Regions from separate parts of the Mus musculus genome. Here region 2 is linked to region 1. A link is a loop called in an ENCODE intact Hi-C map of the cell type or tissue named here. Cell type or tissue: left cerebral cortex. All regions are shown on one strand. Each heading gives the region's core, and the rest is flanking DNA. Links, peaks and the distances in the headings are about the cores only.

Region 1 (7,815 bases), core at 1,574-6,573:
GGATGTCTGCTAAAGCAAGCACATGAAAGGACATGTATGATGTTTACTTTACATGGTGTAGTTGAGCTGCGTTTGTTGGGACTCCATAGAGAGAAAACACCAAAAAAAAACTTCTGGTGATATGCTACAGTTTCTTGCCATTTCTACAGACTTAGGCTGATTGGCAGAGTGATGTCAGCTGAGACAGACTCATGTGCTGAGACAAGACCTGTGGAAGACAAGTGATGTTTGGAGAGAGTATAAAAAGGACTTGATGGATACTGACTGAGGCTGAGCTTGGCTTGCTTATAGAGCTAGCTATGCAGTGCTTGTTGGTCTAGTGTCCTCACTGATCTTCTCTTCTTTCCTGAGAGAGGCACAGCTGAGAGCTTCTCTTGGTGTCCCTCCCTGGTCCCTCCTGCTGACTCTAGCCAAGGCAGAGGCCTGGCTGTTTCTTCTAGGTCCTGTCACTACTGTTGCTAACTCAACTCTACAGAACTAGACTGCTGGTGGACCCTTGAGGTGTTTGTGAGTGGATGGAGCTGCTGCTGCCTGCTGACCTGTGAACTGAACTGCGGATTTTCAGACAACACAGACGGGAGTTGCTCCAAAGAACCTTTCTAAACAGGTCCACTTCCCCCATATCCTTTCTTTCCCACTACCTCTGGTGGGTGGTGGGCTAAAAGGGAGGTTAAAGCATTTAAGAACCATCATTAAAAATAGGTTTTGAAAAAAAAATGAAAGTTACACAGATCCATTCTCTATGTGGGAATGCTAATTGTTCATAAGGAGGTAAGTTTGTAATTAATGGATATTTTTTCATTAATGAATTAAAATTTTTTTTGTACCAGAAAAAAAAAAGAAAGAAAAAGAAAAAGAAAAAAAGAAAAAAGGAAAGAAAAAAAAAGAAAAGAAAAGAAAAGGAAAGGAAAAGAAAAGAAAAGAAAAGAAAAGAAAAGAAAAGAAAAGAAAAGAAAAGAAAAGAAAAGAAAAAAATACCACCTGAGCTCCATACCTGAAACCGTGGTGGAAGAACTGGTCTCTGCAAGTTGTTCTCAGACCAACCCCCAACACAAAGTCTGTCTGTCTATCTGTCTCTGTCTCTCTCTCTCTCTGTGTGTGTGTGTGTGTATGTATGTATGTGTCTCTGCAAATTGTTCTCAGACCTCCCCCTAATATACAGTCTCTTTGTCTCTCTCTGTCTCTCTCTTTCTCTCTCTATATGTGTCTGTCTGTCTCTCATTTTTTTAAAACCTTAAAAACATCCACAATTTATCAAAATGCTTCATTTGTCATGACAACTTGCCTAGAAATTTGAAAAGACCTTTGCTATAGGCTATAACATTTCCTGTCATGTTTACGAACAGTTGACTGAAGCCAGGGAGTGGCCATCTGTGAGCATTTTGGTGCAGCTAAACTGGGGGCTGACAGAGGTTGACGGTAGTCATTTGTATATAAAGAATTCATTCCCAAAGTCTTAGCTATCAAATGCCAAGAAAGATGATTGTGAAAGGCAGGGACAGACTCAAGTATTTCCCAGCTGTTGTGGGCCCAGTTGTGTGTGTAATTCTGCCTGGAAGTGTTTACTCCTTGGTTGTCTAAGCAGAACTTTGTGGTGGCAAGTAAGGATTACTGGGCACAGCCAGCAGTTATCAAGAGATACGTGGTTATGCCAGTGAGCCTTACAGGAAAACGTTCAGCTTGGGGATCTTCAGCCACCCTCTTACATTGTACTGCTTGAGAGGTTTGTCCGGGGATTGTGTGCTGCACACATCTTCTAAAGACAGAGTCTTAGCTAGAATGTTTTCCAGGACTCTCAAGCTTCTCTCACTTCTCTTGTCTGCGTTGAAGCTCCTTCGACCTGGATATTGCAACAGCAACCCCTAGTGTGTTACAGGGTGAAAATAGAACTCCAGCTAATAAGGTGAGATGGAACAGGATGTGGCAAACAGGCATCTTGTTGTTTATTGAGCATCACAGGCAGAACTAAATAAGCAATATCATCGTGTTTTCTAGGTCTGGACAGCTGGGAAAAAAAGAAGGTAGCAGGAAGTTAGGTTTTAGATTACTTTAGAAAAGAATGCATATGCTAAGAGCCAGAGAGTAGGAGGGGATCAGTAGGTCACTGGAGAAGGGAGCTGGTCTTGTGAACAATTTGCTAGTCTTCCAAAGGCTGAAAAACTTGGCTGTGCACAGAGAGAGTGGTTAGGGCTTGGTCACAAAGGTCTTGCAGCTGATCTTTCAGATTGGAGGCCTACAATGGGGGCAAACGTCTTTTTCCCCTTAAGGTGGTTAAATTGAAATTCTAGAGATGTCAAACAATAAACTAAAGGCTATCAAAGCGTCAGTGGATGGTAGGTATTTACTAGTAATAGAGTTTTGATGAAAAGTTCTAGATCCAAGTAAGATAGGGAACTATAAAGAAGGTGGTGGTGACGGTGGCAATGGAGAGATGAGGCAGAGGGGATGGGAATGGGGACAACAGAGCCCACTCTCATGGAGCTTACAGTTTGTTCAGCTGCCAAGGATCAGCTCACCACAGCTTAGACCTTGGTGTTTGTATGTTTTGAGCATGAGTCACATACCGGCAGAGCGTGATTCCTCAAATGGAAAGTACCCATATAGTTCAAGATGTTGTCTCCTGCTTGCCCTGCCTGTCTCTTCTGAAAAAAGTGTAATCCCAAATGCCGGGTCCACCAAAGGGCTATTTTCTAAAGAAAGAATGATGGAGCCATGTACTTTTGAATGGTGAAGATGACAAACCTTGAGGTGACAGGACGGTGATGATGGGGTAAATCCTGACCCTAGGGGTGCTGAGCTGTGGCTTTAAGGACTCTGTTTCTCAGGGTCAAGTTTCACTCCCCATAGAAACAGCTGCATTGGCTCCTGCCAGGTCCTTTCCAGCAATAAGAAACGTTGTCTCAGGAGGCAGATACCATTTGAGAAAGTACAGAGCATAGGACATCTTGGGGACCCTATTATTTGGGGATGAGGGAAGACCAGACTGAACCTGAAAAGCAAAGAAGAGAGCATGAAGAGGGAGTATGAATCTAATAATCAAATTCAAGCTGCTAAGTGTTTCTAGGATTTTTATTCTAGGGTTCATTTTCTTTTTTCTGTTTTTTAGGGGGGGTTGTTTGTTTGTTTGTTTTCTGAGGCAGGGTTTCTCTGTGTAGCCCTGGTTGTCCTGTAACTCACTCTGTAGACCAGGCTGGCCTCGAACTCAAAAAATTGCCTGCCTCTGCCTCCCAAGTGCTGGGATTAAAGGCATGCGCCACCATTGCCCAACCCCTCAGGTTCATTTCCTGACTTGCATTTACTTAGGCCTGAGAGTGGTACTGTGGATATGATTGTTGGATGTTTGGGAGAAACACAGTTAATCTTACTTTTGTAGTTCAAATTATTTTTCAAAATTACTCACAAAGCTCACAGTCGTAGTCCCGATTCCTAAGTTGCAGTGGCTTCTTTAAGAACTACATGGTGTGGGTTTTCCTTTTGTATGGGATGTTTTTCCATTACCTTTCTTGTTCAGGGCAGGGCACTGCAGAATGAGATCCTTAGTCCTAGAAAGCAAGCCATCTGCCTTGTGTAGTACCTGAAATAGACACTGAATTATGGTGGTTCTCCTGTGTAACTTTGACAACTGCACAGCTTTTCTCCTTAAAAAGAGGCAATGCCAAGTCCATGGATGATTTTTTTTATATATACTATAATTGCATCTCCACAAACACAGGTGACAGATGACAGTGAAAGCTTCTGTTGGGACTAGTGCTGTTTTCAATGCAGAAGCTACGCGCTGGGTTTCTAACACGGAGATGGTATTGATCCAAGCCTTTGCAGTTGATCATCCAGGGTTTCCTTGTGTTATGCTTCTTCCTGCAGTTTCTGCTTCTCTGTGAAAACCAAAGTATCATGTAACCAGGATTGTAGGGTGGAGTGTGAGTGCGGCTTTAAAATATGCAGAATCCTTTCCAACACATCGGGCATTTACAAAAAAAAAATGTTTTTCACGTTGGGGATTGAATTCAGAGACTCGTGCTTGCTAAGCACACCCTTAGCCCCGCTAACTTTTAAAGAACTGATACCAAGGACCTCTGAGAGACAAAAAAAAAAAAAAAAAAAAAAAAAAAAAAAAAAAAAAAAAAAAAAAAAGCTGGGTGGTTTTGGAATTTTCTATGTGAGTGTTCTGCCACCTGCTGGAAAGGGCTCAGCAAGTTCTGAGAGCTGAGAAGCAAAGAAGCTGGTGCAGTTCTGGGCCCTCTTCCTCTCCACCCGGGCCCACTCCCAAGGCTGGCAGATAATAAAGCCTACAGTCTCTGTGCGGTTGGTTTCCTATCGACTCTCACAGGCTGGGAGCTGGTTACCCCACAGGGATTTCTCCTCTGACTTGTGTTGAGCTCGCTCTCCCAGCTCAGGCCTGGGCTGCTTCGCGAAGGGTCCTCACATCATCTTCAAGCTTCAGAACGCCAGGGATCCAGTGTGTTGCCTGGTGTTCCCTGTTTGCTTTGGTTTAAAGTGAACACAAAACAAAATATCTAATCCAAGTTAGGCACTACGTAAGCAGGAGGGCCAACTGACCCACTGAGAAAAGATATAGCCTCTTTCTCTCTGTAAGGATTATAGTCTCCCTACTCCTGAGTGCCAACACGGCTTCTTATTAAGTGATGCAGATCAGAGGCGTAAAGTACCATCCTCTAGACAAACTGCTGCAGCCTTCCTGAGATAAGCCTTACCCATTGCTAGCGTGCACCACCGAGGGCTGTTGTCATCACTTCCTAGAAGTGATGGATAGTCGTTGAACTCTCAGTAGTGCGTCCGGCCACTTTCCCCAGTCGTTTACAAACAGTTCTGCTCTAATTGCATGTGGCCTCAGCGTCTGGGAAAGGCTGAGGCATACAAGCTGGGGTAGATTAGGGAAGGGAGTGTCCATCCAGCAGCTATGAGGAAGCCACCATCCATGTTGCGTGAAGACTTTGCGGTGTGGCTGCTTTGGGGCTGCTGTCAGTGTCCCTTTACTCATGCTGTACACATAAGTCCCATCAACGTTCTGGTCCCCTGAGGTCAAATTTAGTGGACTCCAAACTTTGATTTGTCATTGAGATTTGGGGTGTGTGTAGGGTAGACATTTACATCTTTCTCAGGGAAGGAATTTTGGTGACAAGAATTAAAAATGTTCATTTTCCTGGCCAAAGAAAATGTTAGTAGCAATAAATCAAACTCCTTGCAAATGTTTCCCGATCTATAAAATCTCCAAATTTGGGCAAGCACAGTTTTTAAACCCTATGGTCTCAGCTTTTCTTTCATGTGACAACTTGTGAGAAAAAAAAGTGGGGTCAACAATTCTCAGTTGTGACTTCCATCTTTTCCCTGGAAAATTCGCCATAGAATTTTCTGTGCTGTGACCCACATAGGAACACAAAAATAAAAGCACAGTGGAATGAGGGTAGCGTCTCCTCACTAACTGGGTCGCTGCTTCCTAGACGGATCTTGTCTGTAGTAAATGCTTGGCCTGATTTCACCGTCCTTCAGGTCGTTTACTTTCTCTGGAGTTCTGGCAGGAGGATGCCCTTCCTGGATGGATGTGTGTATGCTCCTCCCATGGGGAAAACTTAGATTTTTTTGGCAGCCAGGCCCTCAAAGCAACTGGGACAGGGTGTGGAGGCCCAGCTTTGTCGCCCTATTGAAATTTCTCAAACACACAATGCTTTGGAAATATTTTTTACACAGGAGTACAGCATTTTAATATCTATGATTAGCTGAAAAAATAATAGCTACTAAATGAATAAAACTGACTTTATTATTAAGGAATATCATTATGAATTTCCCCCAAATGTTTTGAAGCTTTAATTCAGGCAACCTGTGACAATTAAAAGGGGAAAAAAGAAGACCTACCCTGGCTGAGGCAGGTATGGTAGGTGGCTTCATGTAACCAGAACTGAAAATTGGTAGTAGAGAAAACCTGAATTAAAACTTACTTTAAAATTAACTTTAAAGAGGGTAGATGATGTGATCGGAGTAGGTGGGGGCTGAGAAAATTTGTACTTAATCCAGAAAGTCACAAGGTGACTTCATTGTAAATAGATGGTCCCAAGGAATAAATGGGTTTTTGTTTGTTTGTTATTGATAACAGTTTCTGAACAACCGGAAGCCATCAGAATCTCAGAGATTGGAGTCTTATGGACACACACAGAAGTTGTACCCTCAAGGCCACATGAAGAAGGTAAAGAAGGACCCCCGATTTACATACATGGGACACACTGTTACAATTATGTTCAAGAAGTGATCTCATTAAGCTTTTGCAACTTAGCTGAGAACTCAGCAGATCTGTATCATCTGGGAAATATTTTAGACTTTTAAATATTTTCAAAGAAAGGCATTAAAGTGAAGAAAAAAAATTCAACAGAAACAAAAGTTTGCAGGGGTTGCCTTGTAGCCAAAATTTTGATAAAGATGGGTATTTTCCTACCCATCTCACCCCAGTGGTAGAGCTGATAGAATTAATTTGCTCTAAATCCTCTCTTGCTAAAGGTGACCAGGCAGGGGCTGGGGAGAAGGCTCAGCAGGTAAAAGCACTCGCCTCCAAGTCTGGCGACCTAAGTTTCACCTTCGAAACCAAATGGTAGAAGCTGAGAACTGGCTTCCATAGGGGAGCCCTCTGACCTCTACAGGGGAGCTGTGCCATGCATGACTCCCTCACAATAAACAGAGCCAATGTAATGATGGTTTTCTTTAGCAGGTGACCAGATAGAACTTGGCCTGTTAACAAAGTCATGCCAAGTTGTATTACCTGGAATTCTTCCCTTCTCTTCAGTCTTCCTTGTATTAAAGAGCTGATGGCATCTCAACATCACTTACATCTTAAAATCCCAGTTTCAACAACAACGGGAACTGTGAATTCCCTAGGAAGATTAGGAAGAAGACAAATACGGAAGCTGCACCTTTATTTCCCCGGGTCACAGTCTTCTGTTAGTGACCCCATATGTGTTTCTTTCCCTGTGGGGTTTAGTCCTGCCATCCCACTTGTCTTTCGAAATACCTACTAAACTGAGTGGCTAGAGTAAGTATGCTTCCATCTTAACATGGGAGGAGGTGTTTTCTTGTCTCTCTTTCCCTCAGTCATGGATCTTCTGGCCATACGGAAGCATAAATGTCAACAACTTTCTGTATGCTCAGTGTGTCATGTGAGTAATTCATTCTTCAGTTGGTTTGTTCTTTGCTTTCCAGGTAAGGGAAGCATCTTATAGATGCTGTTACAGTCGGAATCTGAAATGGCTTCCACATCCTCACTTTGCAAGAACTTGACCTCAGGCTCATGGTGTTATTTTGGAGACTGTGGAGCTTTTTAGGAGTTTGGGGCCTGGTTGCAGGACTAATAAGTCCTTAGTGTGGGCCTCTGAAGGTCATAGGTCATACCACCCTTGGTTCTAGTCAAGTTCTCTTCTCATGGTCTACTGCCCTGTGAACAATTGTCTGCTACACACTCCTGACACCATGACCTCCGCCATGTGTCCTTATGACAAGAGAACAAAACTTCTGAAATGGTGAGACGAAATAAGCTTTCTTCCCATAGGCTGTTCCAGTCCTGTAGGATTGACATACAGGTATTTTAAAAACGTGAGAGTTTACATAGCAAGTGAATGGAGCTTAGAACTGATACATTTCTGACTTCCTGACTTATGTCTGAAACTATCCAGCCTGATAGCAGTATGCTGCCAAGAAAGCAGCTTTCCCAGGCTGTTGGGCTCAGCTGCCATCAGCAGGGGTTCAGTCTCCTTACTCTGCTCCACTGCTAGCACTGAGAGAAGCAAGGGGCTAACTTAGAGGTCCCGGGAAAGA
Region 2 (7,815 bases), core at 1,109-6,108, 250 kb before region 1:
GACATCCGTCAGTTAGGAAGGCGGGGTTCTGTCCAGTGGCAAGGACGTAGCTGTGAGTGGCAGTACTGTGACAGGCAACTGAGGTGCTCACTCTCTGTGCCTTTTGGCAGAAAGGCAGCGTGCCTCCTAATGGAGACTGATGAAGCTGGAGCTCTGGAGATAATGAGCTGAAACTGGATCCCTTTCTGAACCGAAAGTTGGGGCTGGAGGTAATGAATGCAGTTGTCTCTACTGCGCCTAGAAGCTCCATCGTGCATGGGGCTTGGTGAAATGAGGCCTTCCTTGTAAAACAACAGATTGTAAGGAGAGGAATCTATGTTTAAATTGCTGTTCAACTGAGCTAAGAAAAGTCAAGCAACAGCCTCCCAACCCAACCGATTAATCCTGCAAGCTGAGTGCTCAGAAATTGCTAAGGGCCTTGAGGATTTCTCAAGTCTTTCAGAAACCCGAGACTGTTTTCCAAGGTTATTTCTCTGGCTGGAGGAATACCACCCAGTCAGGAGCAAACATGGGGCACTATTAGAACTTCAGGTGTAAGCACTTATGAAATATGGGCGTCAATGAGATAACCCATTAAAGAAGGAGCTGTAGGCGTGTGTACCTTCTGACAAGAAAAGGTTCCACGTCTAAGGATCCTGGGTTCCAAATGTAACCTCTAGTGTCACTGTGTGCAGAAAAGATGTGGCCTGGATTCCTTTATAAGGATATTGTATTTGTTTTTTTAAAAATTGATGATATACCTGTTAGAACATTTGATATTTGTACAGTTGTTCGCCAAATTTTTGGCTCCTGCCCCCCACACCTCCCAGTAGAATGTACAGTCTGTGATTTACAAAATGTTGTGTTAGTTGAGTGTAATTTTGGAGTTTCAGGGTGATAGAAACACCCTACATTTATAAATTACTGCCAACATTCACAAAGAATTTTAGTATATAGGATCTTGGTTCCCACAGCATCTTGGCGAGCAGGTGTTGTCATCTCTATTTTCCAAATGAGGAGACTAAGACCCACAGGGATTAAAGGATGTGCTCAGCCTTCGGCTGCTTCCTGGCATGTGTTTAGAAGCCGGTTCTCCTGGCTGCAAATCTCATTTTCTCTATTCTGGACTTGTTAATTAGATGGCTTCCTTCATGGAATAAATACTCATTCTGCCAGTACGATTCTCTACGTACATATATACATACATAAGTGAGTAAAAAGTCATTTTTATTTACCAAATTACTTTTAGACAGGGTATACTTAGTGTCAGTCCACATTGAGTAACATCCAGCTAACACTAAAATAAGGAGTAACGTCCCCATATTGTAAGAAAACAAGAGGAAACGTGAGTTGGTGAAGGTTGGTGCCAGTGTCTTGCTGGGCTTAGAGCTTACACTCGTGTTTTGCACTTGCAGTTTTGATAGCCTGGTCATAGCATCTCTCACAAGAACACTTCCAGAAGAAGCAAGATATATGAGCTTCTGTAAAGCCCAGGGGCAGATCCAAGTTATACAGTTTAGAAGACAACTTGTAGTAAAGAAAAAGAATGCAAGATGAAGGCTTCATTAGCTTCATGGTAAATCCACTTCTGCCAGGGCCTGACAGGAACACGCTGGTACTTGTATCTAGTCTGTCACCAGAGAGCTGATAGCCATCTGTGGCAGCATGCCCTGAAGAGGTAGGTGAATCTCAGTTATGGATATTGAGAGCAGGCCATTATTTTAAATGCACTCAGCCTCTAAGGTCAGATAAACTCCTTTCAGACAACAAAATGATTCAGATCTGTGACTGAAGAACTTCTCATAACAAGCTTTGAGTGAGTTACCAAGGAATAAATATCTGCTGGTCTGAATTTCAGAAGTAAATTCTGGAAGCACAGGCTAGGGACCCTTGTGTTAGTCCCAGCAAACTTACAGAAAGGACCATCAAATGCATAGCTCACTAAATTGTAGTAGGGCGTATACAGTAACATGGGTTGGCTAAAGAGATCATCACAAATTAGGTTAATTTCTTTTTTTTTTTCTATTGAACTATTAAACCCAAATTTCAGGAGAATACTTCAGGCTTTAGGAAGATGTTCAGTTCAGCAGATTCTTTAATGATATTTCCATAGGCCAGTTGGGGAAATGTGTTTTGAATTATGGAATTATTAAATAGATTTGTTTGCTTGACTGATAGAGAGATTAGCACATGCTGAAGTAGGAAGTTGGAAGACTTGCCCATTGCTTTTCAGCTCTCTGTTGAGGATGATGGAGATACAGGGATGAGTAGGAGAGAGCTCCTGCCTTCAAAAACTTAGCAAGAAAGTGACTTACAGTCAGGTAGCTGTGGTTTTAATAGAGGAGCCTACACTGCGGCTAAGAATGTAGGATGAGGGTTCGGGGCTTAAGAGCATGTGTTGCTCTTGCAGAAGATCCGAGTTCCAAGCATCTTGTTTAGGAGACTCCCAACCACCTCTAACTCCAGCTCCAGGGCATCAAACACCCTCTTCTGTTTGCCATGAGCGCCTGCATGGATGTGGTCCTCTTATGTGCATGCAGGCAAAACACTCATACACATAAAGTAAAATAAACCTTTTTATTCTCTTAAAGAATGTGGGACAGCAGAAGGGGAAGCACTGGGGTCAAGGGCAGGAATGAGAACTTCATGGCAATTAGCTACCACCAGCTGTTATCGACGCTCACCAAGTATGGAGGAGAATTTCTAATAGCAGTAAGATCACTCCGGAGAAACATCACTGGAGAAGATAGACCTCATTTCCCTCAAATCCTGAGGTTCTGTGTTCGGTCATGGTTGAATCTCAATGGCTGGTTGGTCTCAGCATGACCGTATCTTCTTGGACCTTTATGAATACAACTCAACGGCCAAACTGTGGTGGAGCTGAATGACCGAAGTGGGCAACACAGAAGATCTTAACTGGAAATCACAACCAGGATCGAAGGAAAGAGCACAAGGACATTGTAACGCAGATTCCTGGGACCTTTACACTTTAGAGAAATCACACATGAACTGGACATGGGGTGGCACATGCAGGTAGATCCAACAGATTGGAGGCTGAGGCAGGAGGATTTTAAGTTCAAGGTTAGTCTGGACAACATAGAGACCCTGTCTCAAAAAGAAAATAAGCAAGATAAAGGATTGAGAAATTAAGGAAGCCCCGTGGTTTAACAAATGTTAGCAGGTAGAGAGCCTCTGTTCAGAGGGTTTCGTTTCATGTCTGAGCTGTGCTTAGAACCCCCATCCCCTCCTCACAAGTCTTCTCCAAGACACTGAAAAGACTGACTCTGTTTTTCTAAAGAGCGATGGGAGTTATTTATTAATGTTTATAAGAAAGGTTGCTGTAATGAGCCTCAGGGTTTGAAACCAACCTGTGTGAGGGTACATCTTAAGTCGGGATAGCCCAATAATGTCTATCATGTTTCCTGTACAGAGCAGGGATTAAGATGAAATATTCAGCCATTGAGTCCTTTAAGTGCCTGGAAGCCATTCACACTGGACCAGGAGAAATCTATTAGACAGACACATCTTATTCCTCCACTGCAGAGCTTGCGGCTCACTGTGTTCAGCGGTGACAACAGAGTTCTGTTGGGTCTATCACCCGCAAGTGTCCTGGCCTAAATCCTGCCTGGGAATCTCTCCTCTACCCCCAAAGTCGCTGCAACAAGATCACTACACACCCTCAGAATTCTTTCTGACTGCATCTCCCTAGAGACTCACCCTTTCTCAGACTGGCACCCTCCTTTGAGGACAAAAACTGGGCATGTGGTGTGAGCAAAGTCCTTTTCATTAGGCCAGCTCCTAATTACGCACAGCCTTCCCCAGTGTTTCCAGCGTCAAAGCCCAGCAAGCACAATTAACTCATGTTGCAGGGCTGTGGATAATGCTGGTCATTTAGTGTGGCTGAATATCACAGCCAGGGCCTTCCTGTCTCTAAACCCGTCAATAGTCAGAGAGGCCCTGAGTGTGCCTTTGCCATCCCCATGAAGGACAAAGGAGAGTCTGAGATCTGTACTCCGAAAACTTTAATGTCAGATGCTAACCGGTGACCACTCACAGTGCTCAGGAGGCTCCCTGTTCCCTGGTCTCCATGTGACTACAAAAGTCTCTAGTGACAAACCATTCTCTCTCCTCCTATAGGAACAGACTCCACGCTTCAATTCCTTCAGAAGCTTACAAGCATTTGTTGCATTTAACCATCCATTTTTGCACTCTGGCAGTTCATGTTTTATTTGTAAAAACCAGTTGTGTTCTTTAAATTTTAATGAAACAATATTAAATAAATAACCCAGAAGCAGCATAATAAAACGGCAGCACATCCAAGCTGTGACTCTTAGTTCAGGAAAATGAGTGTCCTATAAATCCTGCCTTCTTTCTATTTGGGGAATGGACTGCCCAGATTATTGCACGTGTGAAGACCCAGCTGGGCTGGGCCTCAGTCCTTTGGCTCTCAGTAATAGGAAGGGGGTGGGTACAGATTTGTATAGAGACAGCCTCTTCATTCTAGTCATAATAGCTTGGCAGTCAGATTGTTCCCACATTTTGGCTGAAAAGGAAGTGCTATGAATAGCAATGGTGTACAAGGACCCAGTGGCCCGGAGGAGTGTGCAGTAAGGGAGCACCGAGTCCCTTCCTCTCCCCTCCCTCTTCCTCCCCACCCTCCACTTGTAAGTAACACAACCCCAAACATCTCAGGCGGTTCAGCATGAACTCTACAGAGATCTTACAGAAGATGGCTCTCCAGGCTTTCACTATGGTCCCATCTAGCAAGCAAACAGGTCTTCCTGGAGTACACTTGGCTAATTCACCTTACTCCGTCTCCATTCCATACTCATGCTTGTGGGTCTAGCTGACTCACTTTCCCTTATGACTTCTATTTAAGGAAGATATGACCTTAAGTCACTTATATGGATAAATAGGTATATCTAGGTAATAGTGTGCACAGACAATTCCATTACCATTTAATAACTATTTACAGCGTAAAAGTAAGTCTTAAGTAGATGGGAGAAAAATTAAATTAAAATGTCTACCAAATGATCAAGCCATGCTAAAACTCTTCTAGCTATTTTAAGACACTCTTTTCTTATTTTAAGAAATACTAATTCAGAGAAACCTTCCATTATGCCCCAACTATGTTAGGTGCCTTCATTATGGTCTCTCCTAGCATGCTATCTGTCCCCTAGCGTGGTACCCTCGGGCCATCCTGGACTGGAACTGCTTGTTAAACTGTCTATCTCGCATCCACCAATGTAAGGGCTTCCTCTGACTGTCGTTTTCAGATTCTGATCACTGGCGCAGACCACGGCACATAGCTGACAGTCAATAGGCATTTGTTGTATAGTTGGATGACACTTCAGGCTCACCCTTGACTTAGAAAATCAACAAGTATGAATTATCACCCTTCCCTGTCTCTGTGCTATTATTCTCTGTCCTGATTCTCTGGAGGCCATGCAAAGGGGAACCCCGGTCTCTGATTCCTTGCATGTCAATCAGGTAAAGGAAACTATCAGAAACTCATTAAGTGCCACATTCAGCCAGAGAAGAGATCCTGGAAGCCTGAGAGGACTGAGGAGGCCAAGGGTGTACCTGAAGAAGAAGCTGAGGAGGCAGAGTAGGAGGGCTTTGCAGGGACAAGGACTAAGAAGTGAAGCCAGAGATGAGTCCAGAATGAGGACGGGGAGGAGAAGGAGGAGGAGGAGGAGGAGGAGGAGGAGGAGGAGGAGGAGGAGGAGGAGGAGCAGGAGGAGGAGGAGGAGGAGGAGGAGGAGGAGGAGGAGGAAGGAATTATAGGTGGAGAATACAAGAACTCTTACCCCAGCCCCCATGAGTGTGAGAAGTTAGGCTGGGTTTTCTGGAAGATTTTGGAAGCCAGACAAAGATGTCTGAGCTTCAGATACTACCTAGGAGGACATCCGTATAGAGCTTTGAATAGGAGAGTTTAATGTTGATTTGAAGGCAGTTTAGGAAGAGGGAAGACTGGAAAGAAGGTGGCTGTCCTGAGAATGGCACATTGTAGCCATTGTAAGTGTCCCAGCGTGAGAGGCTAAGGGGTGAATGAATGAAGGGAAAGGGTATAGCTGGAAGATATTTTGAAGAAGTGTCAGGCTAGTCTCGGCTAGAGGTCCATTTTAAAAGTGCGAGCTGCAAGTTCCAGGGAACCTGTGGCTACAGTGGGGGTGGCAGGTGAGGCAGAACCCTTCATGATATAGGTCTTCCTGATGTGGGGCTGGAGGAATGGCTTAGCGGTCACTAAGAGGAGCACTGTCTGTTCTTCCAGAGGTCCACATGGGTGGCTCACAACCGCCTATAGTATGATCGGATGCCTTCTTCTGGCATGCAGGTGTACACACAGAGTGAGCTCTCTTATACATAAAATACATAAATCTTTGTTTTGTTTTTGTTTTTTTTAAAGATCTTTCTGCTGTTCTGATTCTCTTGTCTTCCCTAGGGCTGTCTTCCTCTGGACTTTCTGCTTAGTCCCCCAAGCGGCTGCTTCTCCAGTACACGAGCCACCTGCTTACTTTGGTAAAAGCGTTAGGTTCCAGGTAGGCAGCAGTTACAGTTTGGATTGAGATATCCTTCAAGCTCCGATCTCCAAGGCCTGCCTCCTAGACGATGGATTGGTCCACTGATTGGTTCATAGCTGCATGGGCTATTAGGGATTAGACCTAGTTGAAGGGAATAGGTCACTGTGAGTACAGGACACTTTCAAGGTTATTTCTTGTCTCTGAGACCGCTCTGCCCTCTCTGCTTCCTTGCCACTGTGAGATGAGGAAAGGAGGGTGGGTGTGGTCTCTAAGGCAACCTTGTTTGTGTCCTTTGGCATGAGGTTCTCTGCCTTGTTGTAGGGCACTGTCCTTTCCTCTTCCTCATGCCTGAGCCAGTGCACTAAGACGTCCTGACTCAGAAAACGCCCCTACAAGCAGTGAAGCCGTGGACACTGGTTTGTCAGTGGTGAAACACTAACACCCTGGGTCAAGGCTCACTGAACTCCTGCTGCCTTGAGCATGTTGAGTCCCTTTTGGACTGAGTTCAAGACCAGGCACTTTAAAAAGGGAGGGAGAACCTCACTGGAGGGGGTATAGAAAAATTTGTTGCTGTTGTTGTTGCTATTGTTGTCATTATTCTTGTTTTTTGAGACAGGGTTTCTCTGTGTAGCAGTCCTGGTTGTGCCGGAACTCGCTCTGTACACCAGACTGGCCTCAGACTCACAGATCTGCTTGCTTCAAGCCTCCCCAAGTGCTGAAATTAAAGTCATGTGCCACTACACCCAACTTTATTCTTATTATTTTATGTGCTAGCTTTTGGCAGCCATCTCTACGGCCTCGCAGTCCTGCCTTCACAGTGCTTCCCAAAGGCTTTATTTATTTATTTATTTACTTATTTATTTATTTATCTATCATTGGCTGGTGTACGTGTGTGTGTGTGTCTATGTATGTATGTATGTATGTATGCATGCATGCATGCATATGTATGTGCAAGTGCCTGCAGAGGCCAGATGAGGACATTAGAGTCTTTGGAGCTGGAGTTAAAGACTTTTGTGAGCCTCCCAGCGTGGATGCTAGGATCTGAACTCAGGTTCTGCTAATTGAGCCGAAAGTTCTTTTAACCATTAAGAGGTCTCTCTAATCCCCAATGACTGTTCTTCATGGTCTTAGCAATCTTCACCTTCATACAAAAGTCTTCTCTTTCCAAACACTGCTCTGGGAGGGCGACTGTACTGGTGATGCTTGTGCCAGCCCTGCCTGCTCAGCTCCTGATCTGGAGAACCTGGAGCCTCACTGCTGTGGTTTATCTCTCTGGTGTCATCCTCAGACAGGCGGCCTGCTTTCATGAGCC

Evidence for each region. Peaks named below come from ENCODE experiments on the same cell type or tissue, not always from the same donor. Only the 100,000 strongest peaks of a DNase experiment are listed, where the experiment ranks them.
Region 2: it touches region 1 in a loop (2.4-fold over the local background); 1 of 42 quality-filtered maps calls a loop at or near these places.

The regions. Positions count from the first base shown.
Region 1 is chr12:52,633,833-52,641,647 of GRCm38, forward strand. Gm35239 (a long non-coding RNA gene) reads left to right here. Exons shown (of 7, transcript XR_001780617.2): 4 at 6,110-6,199. Among named protein-coding and RNA genes, the nearest start is that of Gm23296, 33 kb to the left of the region's middle. In left cerebral cortex, for the core only: CTCF peaks have their summits at 1,878 and 4,180 (motif pointing left); DNase peaks (open chromatin) are centred at 1,812, 3,829, 4,151 and 5,377; H3K4me3 peaks cover 524 bases; H3K27ac peaks cover 976 bases.
Region 2 is chr12:52,385,945-52,393,759 of GRCm38, forward strand. No RefSeq gene overlaps it. Among named protein-coding and RNA genes, the nearest start is that of Gm40423, 28 kb to the left of the region's middle. In left cerebral cortex, for the core only: no CTCF peak of the experiment used is centred there; DNase peaks (open chromatin) are centred at 3,819 and 4,552; H3K27ac peaks cover 1,150 bases.